Linked DNA regions of Homo sapiens: region 2 is linked to region 1. Evidence: read pairs that join two places in POLR2A ChIA-PET (ENCODE). Cell type or tissue: MCF 10A. All regions are shown on one strand. Links, peaks and the distances in the headings refer to the core of each region. The heading gives the core; the rest is flanking DNA.

Region 1 (5,877 bases), core at 541-5,540:
GCTCAGTGGTGTGCTGGGAAAGCAACTGTTTGATTTCTGGGTTTGTTTTTTTTTTTTTTCACTTTTTTAAAAAACAGGCCTAACTAGTAAGTGCTGATTTCCATGATGTGAATACTCCCACCACAACCAGTTTTAAGATAACAACATGATGTCCCTGAAAGGGGACCTGAGTAGAGTTGTGCACACTGGGCTCTGTAAGGCAGTGTGGCTGGCTCCAAAGAGACAAGTGTAACTGGTTTGGGCTGGGGCTGGCGCAGGCCATTTTCAAAAGCCCTTCAGGAGATTCTCTGTGTAGCCAGGTCTAAGAGCCATTACTACTTCAAGTAGTACTTAACAAACTTTTTTTTTTCCTTATAAAGACCTGAGCTGACTTCTCTAGTGCTTATCAAACTTTAATGTGCACGTGAAACAATTGAGAACCTTGTTAAAAAGCAGGTTTTGACTCAATAGGTGCTGCTGGTCCCCAGCAAGAAAGAGGAATGGACTGAAAGAAGAATAAAACAGTCATTCACAGTCTTAGCATTGTCAGAAATATTTGAGAGACAGGCAATGTAGAGATGTGACAAACTGGAAGTCCATGAATTATTTCTGACCAAGCCATAGAGATGTTTTCTTTTACCTGATTGCATTTTACTTTTTGTATTTGACTTAGAAGTCAGCATCATAAAAATCTGTATTCCCAGCTTTTCAGAAGGAGAGGTGGGGAAGCAAGAACAACAACAAAAGAAGATGTGACAATCCTGGGCACCACTCCAGCATGCTGCAATCCTGCCCCCTTTAGAGGAGACAGTCTTCCTTTTGTCGCCGTTGCTTCCTGGTGATCTTCATTGCTTTGTTTGTGTTTCCTACCTCACCCCTGAAGGAATTTGAGGGGTATTCATATTTTAGGTTTTTACATAACTATATATATATATATTTTTTTTTTTTTCCTCCCCAGTTGCACTACTTTTCTGTCTCATTTCCTGCCATTCCCCACATATAACCTGTGCATTCTTGCAATGCCTTGCACGGTATTCTTGGAACACACCATCTTCTTTCTTCCCTCCAACTTGGCACTGACCCCTATTCCTAGAACACACTCCATCCTCTGCTGGAAAGAGTCTAAATTATTCTCTGAATTATTCTTCCAGACCCAGCTTGAACATCACATCCTTCAGGAAGCCTTCCTGACTCTTCTGTGCTCGTAGAGCAAAGTGGATCCTTTTTCTATCAAATCCTGTTTTTGCTCATTTTGGGGCCATCTCCTATTCTCTGAGGTCCTGAAGGGCACAGATAGACTTTACTCACTTTTGTACTCTCAAGGTAGAACACTTTTCCAGATAGGAGATCCTCAATAGCTTTGTAAAATAATAAATTATGAATTAATTTTTGGCTCTTAGATTACATTCTCTTGAACTTTGGTTAATTTATCAAGGAAATTTTGCCATGATTATCCTGTCCTATAATGCGCAAGTTAATTCTATTTTCATATTGATCTCTAGCCCCTCTGCATGCTCTCACCTCTCCCTCGCACTTCAATTTTGGTATTATTTACTCAATTTATAAGATCATTATTTATTCTATAAATCTGGTCCCAGATAAACATAGGCCACCTCCAATTAAACACCCCTTAATAGAATTAATACCTTATACTTTCATGGCATGACCAATATTTTTCAAAGCACTTTTACTAACACACTTTATTCTCACACTAACCCTATAAAATAAATGAGCAATATATTACTCTCCTTCAGTATTTAGAAGCTAAAGTGAAATGTTCTCCATGAAGTAAGAAGCAGGGAGAAAAGAAAACTTGAGAAAAACCTTGGCAGTGCCCAAATAAGCCCTGAGGATGGAAGATGCACCATATGGCCTTTCTTGGCCATGATTCCCCAACATGAACTGGAGCTAAAGATCTGGCTCACTGCACTTTTTTTTTTTTTTTTTTTTTTTGAGACGGAGTCTTGCTCTGTCACCCAGGTTGGAGTGCAGTAGCGTGATCTCGGCTCACTACAACCTCTGCCTCCCGGGGTCAAGCCAAGTCTCCTGCCTCAACCTCCTGAGCAGCTGGGACTATAGGTGCGTGCCACGATGCCCGGCTAATTTTTTGTTGTTGTTTGTATTTTTAGTAGAGACGGGGTTTCACCGTGTTAGCCAGAATGGTCTCGATCTCATGACCTCGTGATCCGCCCGCCTCGGCCTCCCAAAGTGTTGGGATTACAGGCGTGAGCCACCACGCCTGGCCAGACTCACTGCACTTTCAAACTTCTCTAATCCCTAATATTTTACTGAAAAATTGAGACCCAGACATACTAAATTAACATGTATTACAGCCAAAATAGTAATCCAGTTCTTTTGATCCCCACCATAAAATCCCACTTTGCATAATTATTTTCACCTTTACAAATGGAGCTATAATCATCCCCAGCACAAAGAAGCCTCATAAATCTGCTTTCACAAACATTTAGAAATGAAAACTCATGTGCTTTTCCCCAAAAACCAAGTTCCGTATGATGATCAAAAAATACCCCATTAATTTTATGGAGTTAGTTGCACTGAGCAACTTTAAAATGCCCAAATACAATTACTGCATCAGAGTGCATAAGAAAGTCTCTAATCCATAAATCAAGGTCTTACTTTCCACATTGTGTATTACTTTCAAGTCAATGCTCTGTACTCAATGTTTAATGCTTTTTTGAAAATATTTACATTATAGATTGATAAGAATCAAGGACTTTAACATTCTGACTGACTAACAGCAAACTCAGTTTAAGCTAATGAGAAAAAAAGCAATGCTCACGATCTCAAATTGGTAATGGTAGGATGAAACACCCTCCATGAGTTTAAGAGAATTAGTAATGGGATAGAAATAGCAGAGATTGAAGGCATAATGATCTATTTCTCTTACATTTCTAACCATTTTGATGTGGCCACAAGAATACACCCAACCGTGAAAAAGGGGAGGCCCATGGTGCACCTTAAGCACTGGTGAGAATACAACACACTACTGCTCCTGGGTTTACACCAGGGCATTCTCCAGCTGTGTTCTTGGAAAAGCTGGATCATCTCAAGAAATATATCTTTTTTTCCAACCTCCACACACTGCTCCCAACTCAGTGACTCCACCTCTCCTCTGTCATTTTTTTTCCCCCATTATACGGAAGGAGGAGAATGTTATCTCTTCTTTTATAATAGGAGGGCATCAGTTTTCTGTGTTCCTTCTTCCTGCATGACACTTAATACAGTTTTTAAAAGGACTAGTTCAATATATTTTTTCTGCACATGAATTATATTTGTTTTATGCTCATAGGTACAAGAAGCTGTCTGCAAGCAACTGGGAAGTGAGGCTGGAGGGTGGGGGAATGAGGAAATGAGATTTTTAACTTTGGTTTAATTATTTGAAATATTTTTATCTCACTTTTAGTAAGAAAACTAGGGGAGAAAAACCTGGTAATGACGGGAAAGGGAGCTGAAATAAGTGGCGAGGGGTGCGACTTCCTGCCTCACTGCTCGGGACCTTTCCGAAGCTTTTCCCCAACCTATGTCTCTAAGCCACAAGGAGGAAGCACTGGAGGGGAATCAGAGGCGGCCAAAAGAACTTATGTCCAGGTGAACACAGGTGGCGAAGTTCTAAGAAAGAGCACCGGATTCATTTGACAGAGAAGTGTAAGGAAGAGACAGACGAGAGAGAGACAGACAGACGAGAGAGGAGAGAGAGAGAGAGAGAGAGAGAGAGAGAGAGAGAGAGAGAGAGAGAGAGAGAGAGAGAGATCCCCTGAAAGGCAGAGGGTTAAGAGAGAAGGAGCGAAGGAGCGGGGCGCGACTCTTACCCCCCAGCCAGTTGTCGGAAATGTTCTGGAGCATGGTGACGGGAATGCAGAAGAAGGTGATGAGCAGGTCACTGAGCGCCAAGGAGCAGATAAAGATGTTGGTGACGGTGCGCATGGCCTTGCTGCGGGTCACCACGTAGAACACCAGAGCATTGCCAAAGAGCGCCAGGGCGAAGATGAGCACGCCGGTGAGCACGAGGGCCAGCTTGGCGCGTCCCGGCAGCTCTGGGGTGTAGACGAGCGGTCGCAGCCGGTACAGAGCGATGAACTGCTCCCGCGTCAGGTTGTGGTCCCGCAGCAGCCGAGAGAACTGCTCCGGGGTAATGTTAAGCGCCTGCATTGCTGTGCGCTCCCGGGACGCGGGGCCACCGCCCGCTACTGGCTGGCCATCCGCATCTGCGGGGCAGCGAGGGCTTCGGGGGACCAGCCGGAGGCCGCCTCCCTTCCTCTACTCTGGAGTCAGCCGCGCGGGAGGGCTCTAGGCTGCACCCCGGGAGGTTCGGGAAAGGAGAGCAGCTCAGGGATCAAACCCACGATAAAGAGGCGGGAAGCCAAAGCACTGGGAGACTCGATCTCAGTGACCAAAAAATGTTCGCGGTTCAAATAAAGTTCTTCCCTTGCTCTTCCCTAAGGCGAGGCGCCGCCACGGTCTGGGGTGCTGGAGCGCCACGCGAGGGTCCTGGCGCCTCTGGCTCCCCGCCTTCTGGCCATGCGATGCGGACGCCGGACCCGCTTGGGGAGCGGTGGAGGGTGGGGCTGAACTCGGTGACGCCTCCCTCACACCCAGCTTCAGTGGCGCCAACGCCGCTTCCCCGCACCCTCAGGGCGAGGGAAGACTTCCCTGGCTCACCAACTTGCTGCCGCCCAGCGCCTTTCTCAGGGCATGGCCCCAGTCAGGTAATGCTTGTATGTGAAACTGGGTATTGGGGGGTTCCACAGTTTCAAGTTTCTCCTCTTGCGTAATAATGGGAGCCACAACTACCCAAGGCAAATAGGGCTTATTTTAAATTATTTTCTGTATTGAAAAATAATTAAGATAGTTAAAATATAGAACTTGGGAAATGGCAAAGATAATACAGAAAGATCCTGCGTACCCACCCTTCACCCAGTTTCTTTCATTCATTACATCTTATTTAACTACGGAACAATACAAAACCAGGAATTTGACACAGGTACAGTGTTTGCATGTTTTTATCTCAAGTGTAGATTCCCGTAACCGTCAGGATACAAACTCTTCTATCACCACAAAAATCTCCCTGGTGCTTTTTATACTCACACCTAGCCCCTCCCTCCACCATCTCTAACTCCTGGCAACCACTAATATGTTCTCTCTTAACTTTTGTCAGAACATTACGTAAGGGAAATCATACAATATGCTGCCTTTTGATATTGAATTTTCTTCGCTCAGCCTAATGCCCTTTAAATCCATCCAAGTTGTTGCATGTATTAATGGCTGTTTCTTTTTATTGCTGAGGCTGTATCACCGTTTATTTAACCATCCACCTCTTGTAGAACATTTTGGTTGATTACCATTTTGAGCTATTAAAAATAAAGCTGCTATAAAGAATCATGTACAGGTTTTTGTGTGAACATAGTTTTCCTTTCTATAGGAAATGCCAAAAGTTTTGATTATTGAATCTGTAATGTGTATATTTAATTTTTAAAGAGATTGACTACTTTTCAGAGTGGCTGTACAAGTCTCCATCTCTACCATCAATGCATGAGAAGTTACGTTTCTCCACATCCTTGCCAGCATTTGGTTTTGCTGCTTTTTTTTTTTAAGCTATTCTAATAGATCTGTAGTGATATCTCTTTAGGGCCTTAATTTACATTTACCTAATGGCAAGTAATATTGAACATCTCATGTGCTTATTTGCCGTCCTTGAATCTTCTTTGGTGAAATGTCTTTCCATGTGTTTTGTCCGTTTCTAATTGCATGGTTTAGTTTATTTGCTGTTGAAAGTTCTTTTTATATTCTACATACAAGTCCTTTGTTAGTAAACGGTTTGCAAATATGTTCTTCCAGTCTGTAGCTTGTTATTTATCTTCTTAACAGGGACTTTCACAG
Region 2 (5,877 bases), core at 243-5,242, 410 kb after region 1:
AAAGGACATATATTTTATATGAAGAATGACTACCAATTGAATTACCAATTGAAGACATTCAATATAAATATATTACATTAGGATAAACATCTATTGGAGACGTAGAATAGAAATGGAAGTTGAAAGAGAAAAAGGATGATGTGAAATTTCTAACTATTGGAGAGGAGCTTGTTTATTAATGTTTTAAATGGACGCTGGTGATGGATTCCAAATTACTGTGGTATCTGTATTTCCACTGGAGAGTGATAGAAAAGCTTCACTTTAAAATATAAATATTTACAATGTGCCATAAACAATATCCTTTGCTGCTGTTTAAATTTATGATGAAATATTTAAGATGTCAATTTTAAAATATTTGAGAGGGTACATCACTTTTCAGGAAGCTTTTAGAGGGACTGATTTTTAAATAATCCTAAAATATATCCTAGGCTGCATTATTTCTTATATTCCCAGCTAATGCCTGTAATCCCAGCACTTTGGGAGGCCAAGGGAAGAGGATTGCTTGAGGTCAGGAGTTAGAGACCAACCTAGGCAACATAATGAGATCTCATGTCTACTGAGAAAAAAAAAAAAAAAAAAAAAAACTTAGCCAAGTGTGTAGAGTGCCTATTGTCTCAGCTACTCAGGAGGCTAAAGTGAGAGGATCACTTAAGCCCAGGGGTTTGAGGCTGCATTGAGCTATGCTCACACCACTGCACTCCAAGCTGGGCAACAAAATGCGATCCTGTTTCTAAAAATAAATAAATAATAATGATAACATATATTTGTAGACCAATTAACAGGGCACTTTTACATACATTATCTAATTTGATCCCAACTGCAATCTTCAATTAAGAATGAAGTGCTTTCTGCAAAGTGCACAAATTCAATTCCAACTATGTGAAGAGACATGGGTAGAATTTCCTAAATTGTTCCCAAAGATGAGCATAGTCTAAACCTAAAGAGTTATTTGGCATTATTTTCCAATTTAATAATGTCAGTATTCTTCATTCAAATATATTTTGTTCTTATGTTACAGAAAGTTTTTTAAAATATAAGAGTGATGGGGGGGTTGGTTTTATTGTTATATCATTAAAAATTTAGATCTGGAAAGCATGTTAATAAAACTATGTCAAGAAAAATCAAATCACTTGTCAAAGGTAGTGGCAGAACACAAGTTGGAAACTGGAAACTCTGATTCTCTGCTCAAAAATCAATCATTTAAGAAAGATTTTATCTTAGCTCGGACACATGGATGGACACTTTCTCTTTTTAAAAACATGTTTATTGAAATATAATTTACATACACTCCTTTAATTACATAATTATATATCATTATATATTAATATATAATTTAAGTACACTACTTTACAGTATACAGTTCAGTGGTTTTTGATATATTACAGACTTGTGAAACCATAATCATAACCCAATTTTAGAACATTACATCATCCCCCAAAGAAACCTTGGACCCACTGTCAGTCACTCTCCATTCCCCTTTCTCCTTACCACCTCCTTCCTTCCTCACTCCCACAATACCAGTAATCTACTTTCTGTCTCTAAATTCTTCTTTTTTCGAATATTTTATATCAATGAGAACATACACTATGTGGTCTTTCTTGACTGGCTTCTTTCACTTAGCATAATGTTTCTGAGGTTCATCCCTATTGTGGCATGTAACATGTATCAATAAAAAATTCCTCTTTATTGCTAAATAACATTCCATTTAACTAATGGCTATAGTACATTTTGTCTATTTATTCTCTAACTGATGGACATTTACATCATTTCTACTTTTTGGCTATTGTGAATAATGTTTCTTTGAACATTTGTGTACAAGTGTTTATGTGAGCATGTTTTCATTTCTCTTGGGTGGATATGTAGGAGTGGAGTTGCTGGGTCATATATTTAACTCTGTTAACTTATGTAACTCTATGTTTAACATTATGAGGAACTGCCAAACTGTTTTCCAAAGTGGTTGTACAATTTTACCTTCCCACCAGCAATATGCAGGGGTCCCAATTTCTCCACATCCTCACCAACACTTGTTATGTCTGTCTTTTATATTATAGCCAACCTAGTGGGTGTGAAGAGTAGATTGACTTAATCAAGATTCACCAAATAGTTGTGGAACTCCCCACTTCATTTCACCAAATAGATTCAAAATCAAAAACACAAACTTTATCATGAACATACAGAGTTATCTAACAAATCGACAAAAGGTTTCTAATGTCTGATTGCAACTGTACTGTGTTAGGTACTAAAGAAATAAAAAAACCCACTTAACATTAACTGTATTTTCCACAGTTCACCCTTTATGCATTAGATAGAATACTAATTAATGAAATATGAATCCTGTTATAAACTGAATATATGTTCCCCCAAAACTCGTATGTTAAAACCCTAAACTCTAATGTGATGGTATTTGCAGGTGGGACCTTTGGGAAAGTAATTAGGTTTAGATAAGGTCATGAGGGTGGGGCCCCCATCATGAGATTAGTGTCCTTATAAGAAGAGGAAGAGTACAGAGCTCTTTCCCTCTCTGCCATGTGAGGACACATTGAGAAGGCAGCCATCTGCAAGCCAGGAGGCAAGTCCTCACCAGAACTCAACCATGCTGGCACCCTGATCTCAGACTCCCAGCCTCCAGAACTGTGAGAAATAAACATCTGTCATTGAAGCCACCCAGTCTATGGTATTTTATTATTGCCGCCCCAGCTAACTAATGCATAATGCACATCCTCATCTTTAAGGAATCCTCAAGGAATTTTTATTTTCTTATTAGGAGGAGATTAAATTTAATAAAACAGATAACAATTACAGAACAGAATATGGAAAAGAGCTACAGAATTTGATATCATATGTATCAAAGTGATACAAATAAGCAGAAGGAGGTGGGATTCATAGGAAGGACTGAGATTAACATTTATTGGGTATTTTTCTAGCTAGGAAACTGTTTTTTGGGGGGCCCATTGCTTCTTTTTAGGCTGCTAGAAAAGGACAATGGGTGGGTGGATGGGTAGAACAAAAAGGCAAAAGGAACAAACAATGCCCACATATATGGAGGCAATAGACTAAATATTAATATTTTCTGTCTCCAGGAGGTCACTCATTCATATTTAGATTCTTATTTTCATGGGATCATGTCTGGTAAATTGGACTATTCATCTGCTTTGGCAAGCCTGGTGCATTCCTGGGATGCCACAAACATGCCTTCCTGATATTCATGGAGCCGTTTTCTGGTCCAGACGTCACAGGAGAGCCTTGTGGTTCTAGCAAGTTATTTCCTTGTTCTAAGACTGTGCTGTTGCAGAGATGCTAGCAGCCCTACATCCCTCTCTGACCCTTTGTGGAATCAGAGCAGGCCCACAAAGCCCATCTTGGTGTTTTAAGAACTGTGTCTCATACACAGCTCCTCAAGCAAGCTGTCAACTTACCTTATCTCTAGGTAGCTCACTGAATACAGATGGTGTCACCCCAGAACAGCCACTGACATGTCACATATCTGAAGGCATCTTCTTTGTTGCTTATTTCTCGCCCCTCCTTGGAAATGGGCTTGCGTTGTTCCCTTTGCCTTTTTGTTCTACCACCCACCCACAAGCATTCTCTCTTGGCAGCTTGAAAAGCCCTGGCACTCTGAATGTAACTACCAATGGGTGCTCTTCGCCAAGTGGGTTCTGACATCATGTTCTGTTGCCAACAGCCCTGCCTCACTCCAGCTGTTCTGCCTACTTCTTTCCGAGCAGTGTGACACCCACAGAGAAGGGTGGGGTAGAGCTCAGCCTGACAGAGCATCTCTATTTCTGCCCCTGGGCTCTGCTGGAGGCTCTTCAATATTGGACATGCACAACAAAATATGTACACATGACTGTGCACTGAGCACAGGGCTTTTGCAGAGTGTGGGCTAATCAAATGATCAGTTTGCTTTGTGGCTTGGGACAGAATGAAATCTTGTTAACTGGTGTCACAACAAGACAAAATAGACATCAAAGCCTGAGGGGTATGGCCACAGGGTGAAGCTACCTACTCCAGTCCACAGGGTTGCTTTTGCAGAGTTCACCTGGACATGAGCCAGATGCTTGAGCCTCCCCCCTTGTACATGGTGCTAGGCAAACCTTGTATTTCTTCCCAACTTTTAGCTATGAAACATAAAGCATCTCCATAAAATTAAGGGAGAAAAGTCCTACCACTCTAATATCTTCACTGGTTTAAATTTCATGTAATTACTTTGAGTTCTAACTGCTATGAATTTATTTTTACACAATGTTAATCAACCAGCATGTATTTCCTTCAGGGTAAAGCTCAAAGTGTTGCCATCTAAAGCCACTCCATCAACAAATATGCACTGATCACCTTCTCTATGAAAAGCAGAGTTTTAAATTGGCTTCCCAAAGCCTGATTACCAAAACATTGACTAATCTCCTAAAGAAAAATTGAGTGCACTGAGAAGCTTGTGAAATATATTTTGGATGGCTAGATATGTTGTGAGGTTTTTTTGGATTCTGTAAAATTTTCCAATTCTGAACAAATGTCTTTATGCATCTTAAATCACTAGCCTGGCTCAATCGTAGTTGGTTCTTTGCCTCACCTCAGCTGACTTTGGTGTCCTTCACATTATTGCAGATGACTGAAACACCATCTATCCTTCTCGAGGCTTTGAAACTATTTTAAAGAAAAGAAGGTAGTTTCATTGAAATGTTCCACATTTCATTTATATAATGTCAACTAAAGGTTCTGTAGAGTAATTAATCCTGTTTAACAGTTTTCTCTAGCCAGGTGCCATGGCTCACACCTGAGTAATCCCAGCACTTTGGGAGGCCCAGGCAGGAAGATTGCTTGAGCTCAGGAGACCAGCCTGGACAACATAGGAACACCTTGTCTGTACAGAAAATTTTAAAAATTAGTGGGGCATGGTGGTGCACCCCTGTAGTCCAAGCTACTCAAGAGGCTGAAGTGGGAGGATCGCTGGAGCCCAGGAGGTCAAGGCTGCATGCAGTGAGTCGTGATTGCACCACTGCACTCCAGCCTGGGTAGAGTGAGACCCTATCTGGAAAAAAAAAAATTGAAAACAATTTTCCCATAACAAAGATGTATATTTATTTTAAATACAATATTTTCTAATTTAATGATTTAATGTATTTATTTGTTAGTTTCAGAGAACCTGAAGGCTTACACTGGAAGTCTGTTATAATCACGTTGGTCTTACCTATATGCGACATATGACTAGTAGTCTATCTTGTTAGATGTCCTAAACATGCATAGCTTCCCCACTAAAGAAGAGAAAGCATCAAACTAATAAATGCCTGACTTTGGCAAGTTACCTTATTTATCTAAGCATCAGAATCCTCATCTAGTTCTGGTTGTTGGGAAAATTAAATGTATGGGAGTTGCTTTGAACAGTGCCTGGAACATGGAAAGAATGCAAAGGTGGCTATGAAGATTACTCTTGCTAGGCAGTACCATTTAGGCTTGTGGCTCCAGGTAAACATGTTTCCATCTTCATCCTTTTCCCACTCTTCTCTCATTCATTCATTCATTCATTCACTCATTCAATATTTACTAAGCTCCTTCCATATTTGAGGCCCAGGCAGTGTGGATTAAAAAGTGACTACAACAGAACTTAATGGGAGACACAGCCAGGCAAACAGACCACTTTAATCCATGCCATAAATGCAAAGATGGAGGAAGTATCAAATCTTCAGGAGCACAGAGCGGGGGTTTAACCGGGTCTGTGGTTTCAGGAAAGGCTTTTTGCTTTCTCTGAGATGCAACCTGAAGAATGCTTAGGAGTTTGCCAGCATAAAATGTCAGGGAAAGTCTTTCAGGCAGGTAACCCCAACGCAAATGGCTGAAGTTAAGAGAGAACTTGGTACTTCTGAGTAATTTAAAATAATTCAG

The links. Peaks named below come from ENCODE experiments on the same cell type or tissue, not always from the same donor. Only the 100,000 strongest peaks of a DNase experiment are listed, where the experiment ranks them.
Region 2: POLR2A ChIA-PET joins it to region 1 with 6 read pairs; 1 of 35 experiments calls an interaction of 5 or more read pairs at or near these places.

What each region holds. Positions count from the first base shown.
Region 1 is chr4:121,376,499-121,382,375 of GRCh38, forward strand. QRFPR (pyroglutamylated RFamide peptide receptor) reads right to left here and starts at 4,520. Exons shown (of 6, transcript NM_198179.3): 1 at 3,810-4,520. The coding sequence starts at 4,149. RefSeq lists an enhancer at 4,306-5,090. In MCF 10A, for the core only: CTCF peaks have their summits at 4,464 and 4,682; DNase peaks (open chromatin) are centred at 763, 3,563, 3,993 and 4,623.
Region 2 is chr4:121,781,966-121,787,842 of GRCh38, forward strand. No RefSeq gene overlaps it. Among named protein-coding and RNA genes, the nearest start is that of EXOSC9, 16 kb to the right of the region's middle. In MCF 10A, for the core only: no CTCF peak of the experiment used is centred there; DNase peaks (open chromatin) are centred at 3,196 and 3,696.